Regions from separate parts of the Homo sapiens genome. Here region 2 is linked to region 1. A link is an interaction called in ENCODE POLR2A ChIA-PET data of the cell type or tissue named here. Cell type or tissue: PC-9. All regions are shown on one strand. Links, peaks and the distances in the headings refer to the core of each region. The heading gives the core; the rest is flanking DNA.

Region 1 (5,367 bases), core at 128-5,127:
AGCCCCATTCCTTACCACCCTCAGCCTGCACCCGGACCCAGGAGACGTTCAGGTGACTGAATGTCAATCTGCATGCATTTGAAGGAGTTTCTTGGGTCAAGAGTTCCCTTTGGGGCACTAGGCTGACATCCTGGGGCTCCCTTTGGCTATAGCTTATTCCTACTATAGCTGTCCGCAGTAGAGTGGCTCCTTGGTGGGTAACTGCTCCCCCAAGGGAGGGTCCTGAGCTTCAGGAAATGTGTTTATGGACCTCTAGGAATAGGCTCCATCTCACCGGGTGGGTTTACAACATAAGAAGTAGCTCCATATTAGCAGAATAGGAGTTAAAAGATTGTCCTCATTTCTGAGCTTTGGTTTCAGTTCTGAAAATTCTTCTAAACAAACCTGTTCAGCTCCAGATGTTCAGACCCACCTCTGTCCTCCCAGCCCCAGCTCTGGGGCCATCAAGCACACAGGCCTGGGGCAGGTGTTCCAGCCACTCTGCGACTCCCCAGGAGCAGGGACCCAGCCCTCCTCCCACCATGGTGATCAGTACACAATTCAGTTGTGGAGCAGGGGGGTGATGAGTCAACTTTGGCTTTGGACAAATTACAAATGGCAGAATACCTAGAGTTTCCATGAGGCTTCACCCCAAGATGAAGCAAACTTAGGAAAGTTCCACTTTCCTCTTGGGTTTGGAATCAAAATTGGCTGCAGGGTACACAAGAGGGGGCTGGGGTGTGACTGTTGTCTCCTTCCCTGACTTCTTGCCTCCTGCTACCTGACAGAGGCGGTGTTGGCTGGGGTGTTGGCTGTGAGTGCAGGGGGTGCGTGGGTGAGTGGTAATGGCTCTCAGGATCTCTGCTCTGGTTCTACTGTGGCAGGAAGGAAAAGGCCTAACGCCAAAACATTCCTCCCTGCTGTCCCCAGTGCAGTATTTTTCCACCTACTCCTCTGGCTTCAGTATCCATTTAAATAGAGAGAAGGCAGGTGGGGATAGAGGAGAGAGACCAAGGGAACTAGAGACAGACAGACAGCGGAGAGGGGAAGAGGAAGAGGAAGGAGGACAGGGTGAGCGGGGAAAGAGGCGAGGCGAGTAGAAAAGAAAACGAGAGCGGAAAGAAGATAAGCAGAGGAAGTGGGGGCAAGAAAATGAAAAGGGAGAGAGATAAGAAGAGGAGGGTGGGGGAAGCTCAGCTTTGCGGGTGCTTGGCAGAGACTCCTCCTCCAGCTAACTGAGGAATCTGCCTTCCTAAAATCCATCTGGAGCCCAGCACACCCCAACCTGGGGAGAAGGAAGCAAGGCTGTGCCTCGCCTGGTGGCACGGTCCTGGTGGCGAGCTCCTGGGCTTCATGGGGATGTGTGAGCAGGGCTGTGCCACCCTCTGTGCCCACCTGATGGGAGATCTCTCCCCCGACCCCAGGGCCCCAACCATGCCTCATGCACAAACCACGTGTCTACCATTATATTCCTTTCTGTAGCAAAAGACTTGGCATGGGAAGCGTTCCTCCGTCTGCTCCAAGGGAGAGGCGACCTCTGAAAGGAATCCCCTACTCCTGCCCCTGGCAGTGCCCAGCCAGGAAAGGTGCAGGGTCTCTGGGGGTGAGCCCCCCACCTGGGGCTCTCTTTGTTCCTTTCTGTCCTGGGGCTTTGGCTTAGGAAAAGACTCACACACAGTGGAGTTTATGGGCACAGTTGGATGTGTCTGTGTTGCCATGACAACAGTGAGGGCTGCCCCTGTTTTCTTCTCCATTCCATACTCTGCTCCTTTCACAGGCTAAAACCTCTGTCTCTCTCCCCCATTCAAGCACTAACCAGGCCCAGGCCTGCTTAGCTTCCCAGATCAAAGGAAGTCAGGTGTGTTCCGGGGGGTATGGCTCTAGTGTCTCTCTCTCTCTCTCCCTCTCCCCCGTTCAATTCTCAATTCCTTCCTGTCCCCGCTGCACTATTGCTAATTTCCATAGGACTTAACCCCCCCTCCCCCATCCCTGTTTCTCCCTCTGGAAGGAGTAAAGCTATGCAGGTTTTTCTTCTAAGACTGCAGGTTCCCAAGAGCTGGTCCCCACCACTGTGGGTGGGCAAGCATCCTATGCTGTAACTGGGAGCAGAGGGGTAAGGGCCTTGGGCTAGGTGTGTGGGACGGGTGGGGCCTGGGGTTTCCAGCATCCTCTGAGAAATTGCACTCTTCTTCCTCAGGGTATTCCTTCAGCAAACCCCATCCTTGTCCCCAGGCATCTGCAAGGGCAAGCCTCTTCTACCTCAAAACTTGTTGCACTCTTTCTTGCAATTCCTGGTCAAGATTCTTCTCGCACTGTGAGCTTTGCCTGTTTAACTCCACCTGACCTCAAACACCAGGACTCCTCTCAGCTTTTAAGTGCACTCTGGAATATCGATCTGCGCTTGCTTCTGTGGTACGTGCCCCCGTCTACATTCTGCGCTGCGTTTATGTGTCCAGCCTCCTCAGCAGCCCAGGGCAGTAGTTTTGTCAGTCAAGCACAACTTGCTGTGCTCCCCTCCAAATCCCCTCCCCAGTACCAGACCTCTGTCCCATGGCAAACCCATTCTGTGCAGATTGGCAGGGCCAGCCAGCCTGGCCTCCTTTCTTCCACTCAGCCCCACCTGCTCACAGGGATGGGTACCCGGCCCACGCAAAGCCAGACAGTGCCTTCTCTGAGATTTGATGCTAGGATATAAGCTCTTTCTCTGGCCAGGCGTGGTGGCTCACACCTGTAATCCCAGTACTTTGGGAGGCCGATATGGGTGGATCACGGGGTCAGGAGATCGAGACCATCCTGGCTAACATGGTGAAACCCCGTCTATACTAAAAAATACAAAAAATTAGCCAGGCGTGGTGGCGGGCGCCTGTAGTCCCAGCTACTCGGGAGGCTGAGGCACGAGAATGACGTGAACCCGGGAGGCGGAGCTTGCAGTGAGCCGAGATTGTGCCACTGCACTCCAGCCTGGGTGACACAGCAAGACTCCATCTCAAAAAAAAAAAAAAAGCTCTGTCTCTGGCCTGTGAGCTGCAGGACAATTTAGGCTTGGAATTTCAGGGGCCACATTTCTCACTGCATGAAAAGAAACTAATACCTGGCAGGAAACAGTGTCATGACTAATACTTCATGTTTACGCATCACTCTGGGAATTTGCTGAGGGCAAGGGCTGTGTCAACCTCTCTCAGACTGGAACTCTCTAGGGGCGGGAATGGGGTTTACCTCATTAGATTGGGAGCTCCCCTAGGCAGGAGTGACTCTAAAGCAGATTAGGTGCTAAAGTCCTGGTAGTGTAATTGGTAAAATATCATGCATTTAAAGCTCCTCACTGAAGGCTTAATTCCTTATTCAGATATCTTTATAAAAATCCCACCTGATCATAAGCTCTACCTGGGTAGTATCTATCTCATTTGCCATTCCAGGTACTGAGTCTAAAAAGAAAGACAAGGCCATCTTTGCCTTGGGGAATTTGCAATCCTGGAGCAGAAGGTATATGTGCTATGATGGAAATACATAGAGGGTCCAGTGGGAGCATGGGGAGAAATGGAAACACTATCTCAGGACAGGTCTGGAAAATCTTCCGAGAAAAGATCCCAAGCCAAGTCCTGAAAGAGGCACAGGTGTTCGTCATCTGGGCAGAGTGGAGAGTGGCATTCCAGACCAAGGGAACCGCCTCAGCAGAGGTGTGAGGTGCTTGGGAAGGGGAGGTAGGTGCCAGATGTTGGGGGAGGGTGAGGCTGAATCACCTCCAGGTGTTTAGGGGCATCTTCCCATTCACTCCTCTCCCAGACCCTCCCTTGAAGCAGTCTTTAGTGGAACCATCTTCTGCTGTTTGGAATCCACAGTCCTTCAGGGCAGACTAAAGATCCTGGGCCATGCAATATGCTTCAAATGACCTCCTTCCTTAGCCTTCATCTTCGGGCTACCATGAGTCAGAATTCTCCGCTGCAAGTCCCACTAACCAACTCTCTCTGTTAGAAGCACAAATAAAATATGAAATTTACAGAAATATAAATGGAGCGATGTATTTCATCAGCTGAGGATACAAAGAAGGTCACAGATCTTTGAATACTTAAATCAGTCCTTTAAGCAAGCACATTTCCAACTAAGCAGAAAGTCTAGTATCTCTTAGTACCCTCTCTTCCTCCCCAGCGCTTGCCCCTGACAATGGATGGAAAAGCCCTAGGGCTTGTGTAGTGTGATGGGCCAGTAAAAAGATCACTGCAGAGCCGGCCCAGTCCCTGCTTCTATCACTGCCTCCTGAATGATGGCTCTGCATTGGTCTCACACAATCCAGAGGGGCTTCCCCATGGCGGCCTTTATGCCTTTGCCAATCAGACGCCTGCGCAGACCTGCTCATGGCTATGCCACTTCTGGGGTTTCTGATACAGTGCAAATGAGCTTTTACTCACCTGTTTTGCTACTGTCCCCACAGGTCACCAGCTAAGTAGCTGGGTCTGGGAGAGTTTCTAGCCACTGCCACACTAGCCACACTCTGTGCCACACTCTGTGCCAGAACCGGCCACTTTGCCATCAAGGTAATGCAGGCTCCAGTGTGAAGGCAGCTGATTGGGCTATACTGGCGCTTCCTAAATTTCACTGTGTGTGAGAATCACCCAGAGAGCTTCTTCAAGCACAGATCTGGGGCCCACACTCTCAGACATTCTGATTCGGTAGGTCTTGGATGGGGCCTAATAATCTGCATTTCTAACAACTCCCACAGGATGTTGATGCTGCTGGTCCAGGGGCCACACTTTGCTTAGCCCTGTCTGCAGTTGCCCTCAGGATGAATTCTCCCCTGGGGCCCCTTTTGTCTATTCTCACCGGTGATGTCTGAGGTCATTACCATCTCAGTCCATCAGGACCTGCTGAATTAGAGCAAATAAGAGATCAGCGTCCTGATCCTTTTCCTTTCAAGGGGCTCCCTGGGCGCCCTATGCAAATGTGTCTACATCTTCCCGGCTACCTTTGACTCCTCTATTCCAATAGTTCTCACAGTAGGGTCCCCAGACCAGCAGTATTAGCATCACAAGGGAACTTGTTATTTAATAGAAATCCCAATTCTCAGGCTCCAGCACCGACCTCCTGTCCTGTGCACTTTTGTGTGGAAAAGTGTCAGAGTGGCCTAGAGGCAGGATGGGCAGGAGTGAGGAGAGAGCTACTCTTCACTGGGTTTTCCACAAGAAAGGCAAAGCAGGGCGGAGTGAACATTTTAGAATTGGCTAGTTTGGATAATGTCAACAGGCTTTAAACTACAGGGGTGGTCTCCAGTTGCCTGGTACCTGGCCCTGGGATGAGTAGGGCAGAGGAAGATTGCTTCCCGGGGTAAAAGGGCCAGACTGAGATCTGGCTCTGGGTGGGTTCGTTTGCATATAAAAGGCCTGCTCCCACTGA
Region 2 (5,367 bases), core at 310-5,309, 590 kb after region 1:
CATCTAGGTCTCTTTGGAACCAAGAAAATAGACATTCTCTTCCAGCTCAGATTTTCTTTCCCCAGAAGGCTTCCCCCACATCCACCCCCTCACCTTGCCCACCCTTCCCTCCACCTGGCTTAGAAGAGGTTACATAAGCAGATGCAGGAGGACACAGATGTTAGGACCGAATGGTTATGTTAGGACACAGATGTTAGGACTCTCCTTTCCTGAAAGTCCACCTCCCCCAGCCCCTGCTGAGATAGCACTGATGGAAAGGGCTGTGTCCTCTCCCTCCCTCCCCATTCCACACCCTGCGCGTCCCTTAGGTACAGGCTTTCCCTCCACTGTGTCCTCCTCTCCTCCATCCCCTCCAATTCTAGTCCTGTCCCTCACCCTTCAGCTTCTCGCCGGGCGCAGTGGCTCATGCCTGTAATCCCAGCACTTTGGGAGGCAGAGGCAGGCGGATCATGAGGTCAGGATATCGAGATCATCCTGGCTAACATGGTGAAACCCCGTCTCTACTAAAAATACAAAAAATTAGCCGGGCGTGGTGGTGGGCGCCTGTAGTCCCAGCTACTTGGGAGGCTGAGGCAGGAGAATTGCGTGAGCCCGGGAGGCGGAGCTTGCAGTGAGCCGAGATCACACCACTGCACTCCAGCCTGGGTGACAGAGCGAGACTCTGTCTCAAAAAAACAAACAAACAAAAAAACACTCTTCTGCTTCTCCCACTCACTCTCTCTCTCTCTCTCTTTTTTTTTTTTTTTTTTTTTTTGAGACTGAGTCTTGCTGTCACCCAGGCTGGAGTGCAGTGGCGCAGTCTAGGCTCACTGCAACCTCTGCCTCCCGGGTTCAAGCAATTCTCCTGCCTCAGGCTCCCAAGCAGCTGGGACTACAAACATGCTCCACCATGCCTGGCTAATTTTTTTTGTATTTTTAGTAGAGACGAGGTTTCACCATGTTGGCCAGGCTGGTCTCGAACTCCTGACCTCAGGTGATCCATCCACCTTGGCCTCCCAAAGTGCTGGGATTACAGGCATGAGCCACCACGCCTGGCCTCACTCTCTTCTTTCTTAGCTTTCTCTTGGGGCTTGTGGAGACTAGGAAAGGGCACTTGGGAAATTGGCATATTCCTTGTGCCTGCAAAAGAACCTGGCATATAATGGATGCTCATATAATAAATATTTATAAATAAACCTGGCATATAAATTTATAGTTCCTTCACTTACATTCTTTTATCCAATTCTCCAAACACCATGCCATTCAAGTGAGTCTGTGGGATGCCAAACCTGGGTTTGAGGTCTGATTTCTCCATTTGCTATCAAGTTCCTTTTTTTTGAGACAGAGTCTTGTTCTGTTGCCCAGGCTGGAGTGCAGTGGCACAATCTCAGCTCACTGCAACTATCGCCTCCCAGGTTCAAGGGATTTTCCTGCCTCAGCCTCCCGAGTAGCTGGGCCTAGAGGAGTGCGCCACCATGACCGGCTAATTTTTTGTATTTTTAGTAAAGTCAGGATTTCACCATGTTGGCCAGGCTGGTCTCGAGCTCCTGACAAGTGATGCTTCTGCCTCGACCTCCCAAAGTGCTGGGATTACAGATGTGAGCCACTGCGCCTGGCCTACTTAATGTTTTTGAGTCTCCATTTCTTTTATAAAATGAGAATGATAGAAATAGTACTGAACTAACAAGACTATCGTGAGCATTACATGAGGTAACACACCTAAAGGGCTTGACCCATAAGCACTTAGTGAATGGTAGCCCCTATTATTATCTCCGAAGATGCAATTCTTTCCATCATCCAAACTCCCTTTTTCTTCTTTTTTTTTTTTTTTGAGACCAGGCTGGAGTGCAGTGGTGCGATCTCTGCTCACTGCAAGCTCCGCCTCCTGGGTTCACGCCATTCTCCTGCCTCAGCCTCCTGAGTAGCTGGGACTACAGGCGCCCGCCCCCGCGCCCGGCTAATTTTTTATATTTTTAGTAAAGACGGGGTTTCACCGTGTTAGCCGTGATGGTCTCGATCTCCTGACCTTGTGATCCGCCCACCTCTGCCTCCCAAAGTTCTGGGATTACAGGCATGAGCCACCGCGCCGTCCCCAAACTCCCTTTCAACATGATCTGAACCAATAACAATTTCTCACTGAATTGCATGCTACCTTACCCACAGCCTGTAACCTCCTTGAGGCTAAGATCTCTGTTTTTTTTTTTTTTTTTTTTGCACCAGGGATACAGCAATTACCTCTGTCTTCTACTAAGCTTAGCACACAAAAGGGCTTGATTCATGAGAGGAATGAATAAAGGAGCACTGCTACCCCCACAGCTGAACTCTAAGCTTCTGGAGATAAACCCACCCCCTGGATTTTTTCCATGTTTACCCAGAGTCTAGCCCAGAGTTCCAGCACTGAGTAGGACCTCAGAGACTTAAGACCTAAGTACTCCAGTGTCGCCTAAGCAATGTCTTGTTTGCTCTCCCATCTTGACCTCATAGTTGCCTTGCCCTCCCCATCTCCTTTGCAGACTAGTGACTTTGCCAGCTCAGCTCTCCAGGTGTGGGAGGGGAGGTCCAACGCGCTCCACTGGGCAGGCACCGACAGCCGGCAGGACAGGTGTGTTGTGGGGCCAGAGCCAGAGCTGGGGACGTTTGGAGGCCTCCTGTGACTACCAGAGTGGGTCGGGGTGGGGGAGGGAGGCTGCCTGAAGCCAGAGCCAGCCGGCTGCTGGCCGGCACTTTGTCCTCATCCTCCCTTTCATCCCCAGCCCTCGGAGCCTGGGAGTTTCTCAATGGAGCAGGCGTGTGGGGAATGCTCTGCAGGGGGCTGAGGGAGTTGGCGTACGGTGGGGGTGGACATTCCAGGCATTCTTTGCTTTCTCTGGGAGTCAGGCAGTGAGGACGGAGGGGGGAAAAGCTGCCCAGCACCAGAGTAAAGGGGATTTCTTAGGAGGGAGAGAATAAAGGCTGTGGGGGTGTCTTTACGCAGCAGGAGCAGGGCTCAAGCAGACAGGAGCAGGGGTGGGAGGAGAAGGAGGCAGGTGGTGGGGGCAGGGTGGGATAATCTGCCAAATCCACTTCTACTTTAGTGCCAAAGGCCGGAAGAGCAACTGGGACCCTGGGCCCAGGGCCTTCCCACCTGTGTGCTTAATAGGGTCAGGCCAGAGCTACTGAGCTCACGTTTGTTTTGATTCGGCAGTTTTTCTATTTCCCATCCCTGGCAGCCTAGGGGAACGAGTATTAGGAGAAGGCTCAAAAACCTGCTCAGCACCATCCCTCCCCACCTCAGTCACCAAAGAGAACAGCAGGGCCTGCTTCCAATCACCTTTCTGGTTTTAATGGTACTTTTTGGCCACGGAGGTCCATTAGGTAGAGACCATTAGGTAAAGAGACTCAAGAGTGTGGAGTGGAGTGTGGGGGGTTGTGGGAGGAGGTGGAAATAGTTGCAAAAATATCTCTCTGTACACAAAACTTAGATGTCATAGTGGATTTTCCCAGAACATAGCATTCACATTATTGAAAACAGCAAGATTCACTTTTCCTAAAACACAAAGCCAAGAACATAAAAATAAATATGGACATTCTAGAGTCCTGAAGGCCTAGAGAACACATCCATAGTCTGGACTTTAGAGCAGCTTAGAGGCAGAAGTTCTGAGTCACTGAGGTCCAAGGTGGAGTCCAGAGGAGGCTGGGCCCCTTGAGATGAAGTCCACACAGCAGGCGGAGGCTTTTCAAGTCTTTCAGATTCACAGCAGCAACTTCAGGAGGCTCAGGCCAGGTTTGGAGGATGGAAAAGGGAAGAGAACCATTGAAGAAACAGAGATTGTGTTCTCTTACTCCTAGGCTAAATAAGGAAGGGTTAGGTGGGGCGCGGTGGCTCACGCCTGTAATCCCAGCACTTTGGGAGGCCGAGGTGGGTGGATCACCTGAGGTCGGGAGTTTGAGACCAGCCTGACCAACATGGAGAAACCCTGTCTCTACTAAAAATACAAAATTAGCCGGGCATGGTGGCGGGCGCCTGTAATCCCAGCTACTAGGGAGGCTGAGGCAGGAGAATCGCTTGAACCCGGGAGGCGGAGGTTGAGGTGAGCTGAGATCGCGCCATTGCACTCTAGCCTGGGCACCAAGAGCGAAACTCCGTCTCAAAAAAATAAATAAATAAATAAAAATAAAAATAAAAATAACGAAGCGTTACTCCAGACCATTCCCAGGATGCCTCATGCACATTAGGGGTGCCACCATCCAGTTCTGGTGGTTGGTAGGAACGGGAATGTGTGTGTAAAGAGGTCTGGCCCCACTTGGGCAGGGAATGAGTAGGGAAGGAGCTGTCCTTAGAAGGCACCATGTGTACAGAGTATTCATGGGATGCAGGAGATGGGCCCTGGGAGAGTTCTCTTTCCAGGTCTCTGTGGCCCCCCCATGTACACAAGAAACAGGCAATGTGGACTCTGTCGCGGGCATTCCCGTTCCCCTCTCTTTAGTATCCTCTTCGTTCAGCAGGGCTGAAGACAGACACTGAACCCTTGGCGCATTTCATTTGCCTACTTCCCATATCCAGCCCTGCTCAGGGCTCCACTGCAAACCCTCTCAGCCTTCTGAGCTGGGATGCAGGTCCTGGGAGGTGGGGGAGAAGGCATCTCCCCTCGGGGTGCAACCAGCTGCATCTGAGAGCCTGACCGGGCTGGGGCAATGCCTACTCCACTCAGGTGAGCTTTGAGCAGACCCTCAGTGCCTGTCGGTAGGTCGCTGTCACCTCCTGGCAGTCTGTCAGGGAAAAGCAGCTGTCCCCCAAAGGATCCTGCCGCCAGCGCCTCAGGCAGCTTCCAGGGCCCTCTGAGGGGGGCTCCTCAAGCCCCGTGAGGTTGTCCACAGACACACAGCCCCGCAGTGGGGGCTCTGGGAGCCGTTCAGGCAAGTCCAGCTGGTCAAAGGACTCAGAGGACAGGATGCTGTCCTCGCTCACAGCCCCTGAGGGTCGGCTGGCCCGGGCCAGGGGGCGAGGTGGGGCGAGTTCATCCAGGGAGCCGAAGGTGGTGGGGGCCGCGAGCTCCAAGGCTGTCTGGGAGAACTTGCCATTGAGTTTGAGGATGCCTTTGCGATGGAGGAGCAGCCCTGAAGCTTGCGGAGGCTTCTGCTCCTTGGGATCCCCACTCACAAACACGTCGCCTGCGTCCAAGAGCTCCCCAGATTCACTGGGCTCGGGAGAGGAGTAGTAGCCAGACTCGCGCTGTCGGGGCTTCTTGAGAATGCCCTTCTTGGGGAGCAGGGGGGCAGCCTGCCCTGGGCTCGCAGGGATTGGGCTGAGCTCCGGAGGGTCCTCCTGTACCCCTTCTGCAGAGGCTGACACCTTCTTCTTGAGAATGCCCTTTGGCAGCTTGAGGTTGCTCTTGCCAGGGCGATGGG

Evidence for each region. Peaks named below come from ENCODE experiments on the same cell type or tissue, not always from the same donor. Only the 100,000 strongest peaks of a DNase experiment are listed, where the experiment ranks them.
Region 2: POLR2A ChIA-PET joins it to region 1 with 10 read pairs; 1 of 35 experiments calls an interaction of 5 or more read pairs at or near these places.

Annotation. Positions count from the first base shown.
Region 1 is chr1:204,705,566-204,710,932 of GRCh38, forward strand. It overlaps LOC105371693 (a long non-coding RNA gene), which reads right to left. Exons shown (of 2, transcript XR_922454.3): 2 at 3,314-3,944. It also overlaps the pseudogene RNA5SP75. Among named protein-coding and RNA genes, the nearest start is that of LRRN2, 23 kb to the left of the region's middle. RefSeq lists enhancers at 3,394-4,363, 4,364-5,333, 5,334-5,367. In PC-9, for the core only: no CTCF peak of the experiment used is centred there; a DNase peak (open chromatin) is centred at 3,096; H3K27ac peaks cover 584 bases.
Region 2 is chr1:205,298,784-205,304,150 of GRCh38, forward strand. NUAK2 (NUAK family kinase 2) reads right to left here. Exons shown (of 7, transcript NM_030952.3): 7 at 3,280-5,367. The coding sequence ends at 4,667. Among named protein-coding and RNA genes, the nearest start is that of NUAK2, 20 kb to the right of the region's middle. RefSeq lists enhancers at 1,830-2,681, 2,598-2,892, 2,682-3,534, 3,535-4,386, 5,240-5,367. In PC-9, for the core only: no CTCF peak of the experiment used is centred there; DNase peaks (open chromatin) are centred at 2,528 and 2,728; H3K4me3 peaks cover 1,121 bases; H3K27ac peaks cover 2,851 bases.